2 separate regions of the Homo sapiens genome follow, and region 2 is linked to region 1. The links are chromatin contacts, found by Hi-C or POLR2A ChIA-PET in ENCODE. All regions are on one chromosome and are shown on one strand. Each heading gives the region's core, a stretch centred on a gene start or an enhancer-like site at or near the end of the contact. The rest is flanking DNA. Distances are from core to core; before and after follow the strand shown. Region 1 overlaps CBLB (Cbl proto-oncogene B). Region 2 has its middle 39 kb from the start of CBLB.

What was found. Hi-C counts contacts between places; a loop is a spot of excess contacts on that map. ChIA-PET counts read pairs that join two places held with the same protein, here RNA polymerase II (POLR2A). Pooled maps may share reads with other maps.
Region 2: a loop to region 1 is called in a map of cardiac septum, with 2.9 times the contacts of the local background. The contact joins two enhancer-like sites. A Hi-C loop is called at or near these places in 1 of 168 maps with a recorded cell type or tissue (cardiac septum) and 5 of 50 pooled maps. POLR2A ChIA-PET finds 5 or more read pairs at or near these places in 2 of 52 experiments (GM12878 and activated CD4-positive, alpha-beta T cell).

The regions. Positions count from the first base shown.
Region 1 is chr3:105,822,368-105,824,895 of GRCh38, reverse strand. The region is part of intron 3 of CBLB (Cbl proto-oncogene B); the gene reads left to right. Among named protein-coding and RNA genes, the nearest start is that of CBLB, 45 kb to the left of the region's middle. Within about 2 kb of position 1,260, at least 7 of the 41 ENCODE cell types and tissues checked have a DNase peak (open chromatin) inside an H3K27ac peak, as active enhancers do.
Region 2 is chr3:105,906,711-105,909,238 of GRCh38, reverse strand. No RefSeq gene overlaps it. Among named protein-coding and RNA genes, the nearest start is that of CBLB, 39 kb to the right of the region's middle. Within about 2 kb of position 1,269, at least 9 of the 41 ENCODE cell types and tissues checked have a DNase peak (open chromatin) inside an H3K27ac peak, as active enhancers do.

The DNA of each region.
Region 1 (2,528 bases), core at 11-2,510:
AAGAATGGGGATATGTTTCTTTTAGTAGGTCTAAGTCTAAACAAGAGAAGGTGGAATGATGAGGTCTCCTTCTCAGTGGCTGGAGTGAAGTGGAAGGGTATAGGAGGCTCCCCTTTCGTGAATGCCCTTGCTGTCTCATCAGGGACACCAGATGAGGCTGAGCTGTTAGCTTCCCTCTCCAAATTGTCATTTCTGCCACCTTGAATCCCACAGTTGGCATAAAAATCGTATTTTAAGATGTTATTACTATAATTTAGTTGTGAATAGGAATGGGTTATGTGATAGGCATCAGGGAAGGGCACAAAGAAGAAAGGGGCCCAGAGTGGGGAGATTGCAATTCGCTAAAGTCAGGCTGACTCTACTCCACAGCCCTCCTGACCTAAGGCTGTGTTTATGATATTCAGTCCTCTTACGTGACAGAAATATGTGGTACTTGGTTTAGGTTCCAGGTGCATATTTGTTAACTAAAGTTGCCTTGCTTGGGTGGCAAAAAACTAGCCTGTAGTCCATTTTACAAGCATAAGCGGTGAAGGTGTTTAAGATTTGACTTTGCATCCATGGTAACAGTCTCCACCAATAGTACATGTTACAGAGCCCTTTAGGCCTACAATTGTACTGTAAAGACAGACTGTAGTGACTTGTCTTTCTTATCAGGACCCCACCCTACATGGATCCTTGAAGAGTGAGCAGGACTGCAGAAGGAGCTCAGGTGGATTTGACAGCTTATAAACCTGGAGTTTGGGGAATGCTGAGGCTTCAGGAAGAAAACACCAGTAAGCTTAAGTTTGGGATTCCCACTACTCAGGAGGACTGATGATGGGGACCAAAGTTAGGAAAGCAGAGGAGTTTTGGAGAACCTATGAGTTCAAAAGGGTGAAGTAGGAAAGGTGAGAATGTGAGGGAGAAATGTCAGAGTTTATTTGGATTCTTTTAAAGAATAAAATAGAACACAGTGGGGAGATTCAGAGTCAGCTTGGTAGGGTTGAGTTTGAGGGCCTAAGAAGGAAGAGAGTGATGGAGACATTATAAGAATGGAAGCTCAAGAGAACCATGTAGGTGCTTTGTACCCTGGTATGGAGAATTTCTGGGTGCAGAGTTCATGGACCCTGGCGAGTAAGAGCTCAACACAAGAGATTAGTTGCTACTTGAAATAAACATGATAATTGTGGCCCAGACAGAAAAGCCTCCTCTTTTTCAAAGGTCAAGATTGCTGAGGTACATGACTCAGACCTTGCATAGCAGTAGGAAGAGTAACCAGCAGCAAAGCAATAAGTTGTTTATCAAAGGGTGCTGGTGACTCAGTCAGGAGGATTTGGAATAGAATGATTGATTTGGAAGTAGGTTAAGCTAACCAAATAATATGAATCTCCTATGTGTTTCTTAAACTGATTATTTTGAACTCAAGATTCTCTTCTAGTGTTGTGAAAATAGTTTGTGATATGAAAATGTATATGCTCAATTGCTGTGACCACTAAGGGAGACAGGTATAGCAAGAGAAATAATGGTTCAGTCTGGAGGGGAAGCCATCCCTTCTCGCCCTTCCCCTACGTTGTGTGGATGGAAGGTCTCCAAGAGAAGCATCTATGAGATTAGGCCAGGGAGCCTTCTGTTTCAGGGCCACCCCATTCTGTGTGGTTTTATTTGTCAGAGACGCTGATCCTAACAGAAACAGCTGTTTCAGTGAAGTTCAAGCTTGCCATCTATTTTCAGTAGAAGCAGGAAGAATGTCAGAGACAATGTTTGCATTTTAGGGCCTTTTTATAGGAGCCTAAGATAAAGCTGTTTAAACCTTCTGTCCTCTGTCATTTAACTTATCAAATTCAAGCAGAGCCTTTTAATTTCAACACACTTAACTTCTAGGGATGAATAGGGCATTGAACGGATTCTATAAACAAGTACTTTTCTGAGCGATAAACAGGAACAAAAGCAGCACAAAGATAGCATGTCAACAAGGTAGGGTGTATTGTGAGAAGGGCAAGGCTTGAGAGCCTAATCTATGCTATTCTGGGGAAGCAACTATGTTTGTTTGTTTGATTTAAGGAGCAGTGAAGTTACAGAGAGCAGAAAATGCTGATGTACCTGAAGGCCATTATTCACTTCTGTAGACAGTGCTACTGGGTGAGAAGTGAATAATATTAGTAATATATGTTCATTAATTAAATGTAGCTTTTAAAAGAAAACACAAGATGGAAAAGTGAAACAAAATGGATAGAGTTGTTTGGGTACTAAGAGTAGTAGAGTAGATTGAAGACCATTTAAATGGGAGGCAGATTTTCCCATGCATATCTAAAAAGGTCCTAGTGTTATCCCTTCACTCCATTTTAGATTTGTTTGTTTAGTTTGGCCCTGAGTATGCTAGAACAGATAATAACCTCCCAGCAAATGTAACTGAGTGGGAACATTATTTTAGTTCACTTTCAAAAGAAGAGGGAGATCCAATTCATAATACCCAAAATAGAGAGTACCGGTTAGTTCCAGAATTGACCAGCCATGGAAAGACATAGAAACTTTGCCTGTTAGAATGCTCA
Region 2 (2,528 bases), core at 20-2,519, 84 kb before region 1:
AGCATAATAGGGTTACTACAGTGAATAATAACTTAACTGTACATTTAAAAATGACTTAAAGAGTATAATTGGATTGTTCGTAACTGAAAGGATAAATGCTTGAGGGGATAGATATCCCATTTTCTATGAAGTGCTTCACATTGCATGCCTGTATCAAAACATCCCATGTACCCCATAAATATATACACCTTACTATGTACCCACAAAAATTAAAAAGAAAAATAAAGATAGAATATTACATAAGAAAAAAAGACAAATTATGTACTTTGTTTGAGTGATGTTGTTAACAGACAAAAAAATCAACGAAGTCCCGGCGCGGTGGCTCATGCCTGTAATCCCAGCACTTTGGGAGGCCAAGGAGGGCGGATCAAGAGGTCAGGAGTTCGAGACCAGCCTGGCCAACACAGAGAAACCCCATCTCTATGAAAAATACAAAAATTAGCTGGGCATGGTGGCGGGTACCTGTAATCCCAGCTACTCAGGAGGCTAAGGCAGGAGCATAGCTTGAATCTGGGAGGCTGAAGTTATAGTGAGCCGAGATCGTGCCACTGCACTCCAGCCTGGGCAACAGAACTAGACTCCTTCTCAAAAAAAAGAAAAAAAAAAAAACAAAAAAAAACAAAAATCTATTACTTAAATTTAGTAGCTGATGTGAGTCTATCTAAACTTTCAATTCCAGTTTCACACATTCCAAGACTGTCTCTAGTATCAATGACAACAGCACCATTCATTACCAACAGACTTACAATATTTTAAATAATTAAAATGCTGTGTTGCATAAAAAATAGAAATTACCTTTTGTATAACACATATCTCCAAAAATGAGCTCTTAGATTATATTTTATTTATTGCTTTAAAATGGAAAAACATCTGAAAATTAATCCATACATGTCAAAAGTTATAAAAATAAGAAGAATGAATTAAATATTATCAGAGTTTTAATTAAAAAAACACCCAACTATAATTATTTGTCAGGATCCAATCAGTTTCTATGCATTTTATAATATTTTGTTTTGAACATGATAGAATCTAAGAAGTGAGTTTTGATGTAAGGAGTATTTTAAGACTCAGGATAATTGTTGCCAATGTAACCAGGTAACGTTTAAAACATCCTGGATCCTTTATTCCAAGAGTGAAGAGCTGTAGGGTATCAGGGCATTTTAGAAACTCTCAGTGGCATTTAGAAACTCTCAGAAGGAAGTAGTGTGGTGACTTTTATGTTTTAATGTTTCCAAAGGCTTTCAGAATGTCATGTGATAAGAGCTCAAAAATTTTTGCAGCAGCCAGCTTTCCAGCAGCTTGCTTCTGCTTTTTAGCATTGAAGTACATGAGACCTTAGTCGTTAAAAGCCTCTCAATATTTACCAACCACGAATTTGCTTTCTATATTTTTCCTTCCAAGTGAATCCCAATATCTTTAGGATGCCTATTTAATTTCTGTGCTCCACAATGACTGTCTTCTTTGATGAAGAGTTATTAATGAGTATTTGGCTTTTAGTATGAAAAACGAGGTAAACAGAATTACCAGGAGAGGTCCTAATGGTACAATCATGTCAGAGTAATGGACAGAGTTTCCTGGTGGATTTCTAAAGGAATATAAGCAAATAACAAACAGTTTACTTGAGGGATAAATTTAACATTTTCTAAAAGTTCACTCTGAATATTGGTTGTTTAAAAGTTTACACATTTTTCCTGCATTTTTGCCAGTTAAAAAACAACTATACCTTTGTTTGATCTGAATATGATTAGGATAAAACAATATTAAATAATTTTTAAAACGTTATAGTTTAAGAAACAGAAATGCAGGACTTATACTTTCATGATAATTATTATAAGCTGTAGGAAATTATTGTACCATGACCTGATTTTAGTAGTTTTTAACATGACAAATTTTAGATCCAGTCTTTTACTGAATCATTTTGTAGAATTAAAATCTCTCTGAAAAACATTGTGATGCCTTTAGATTGGACAGCGGAAAATAAAATGTGTCTCAATAAGTACTCTTGACCTTTTAAGGCTTCAGGAAGTATGTGGAGGTAAGCACTTTCCTGAGGTGTCATCGTCTCTGAGGACAGAAAAGGGATCCAGCTGCCAAGTGACGTTCTAATTCTCATGGTTGGGCCTGTTGTCTGGAAAAAGAGTCATGCTCCATTTAGTAATTCCAGTGTTTCTTCCTCTTCCTGTAAAGAAGGGTGTGGGAGCAGGGAATATTCATTCACAAAAAATGGAACAGAAATATGTATCCCGTGGGAAGGAGCCATTTATAGAACTGTCTAAAAATATGTATTTGGGCAGGTCAGATGATATTTTGCAATATTACCGGATGACCATTAAGTTTGTACACTGGCTTTGAATATGTGTTCATTTCTGAAGCAGGAGTCATTTTGAAGTACTAGGAAAATGGGGTTGCCAAAGAGATAAACTGTTATATGGCTAATTTCTTTGTATCTAGTTCAAACCAGTTCCCCCAAGCAGAACTTATGGATATCTGAGAAATTAAAAAAGTAATAGTCTACTTAGGATTCCTTA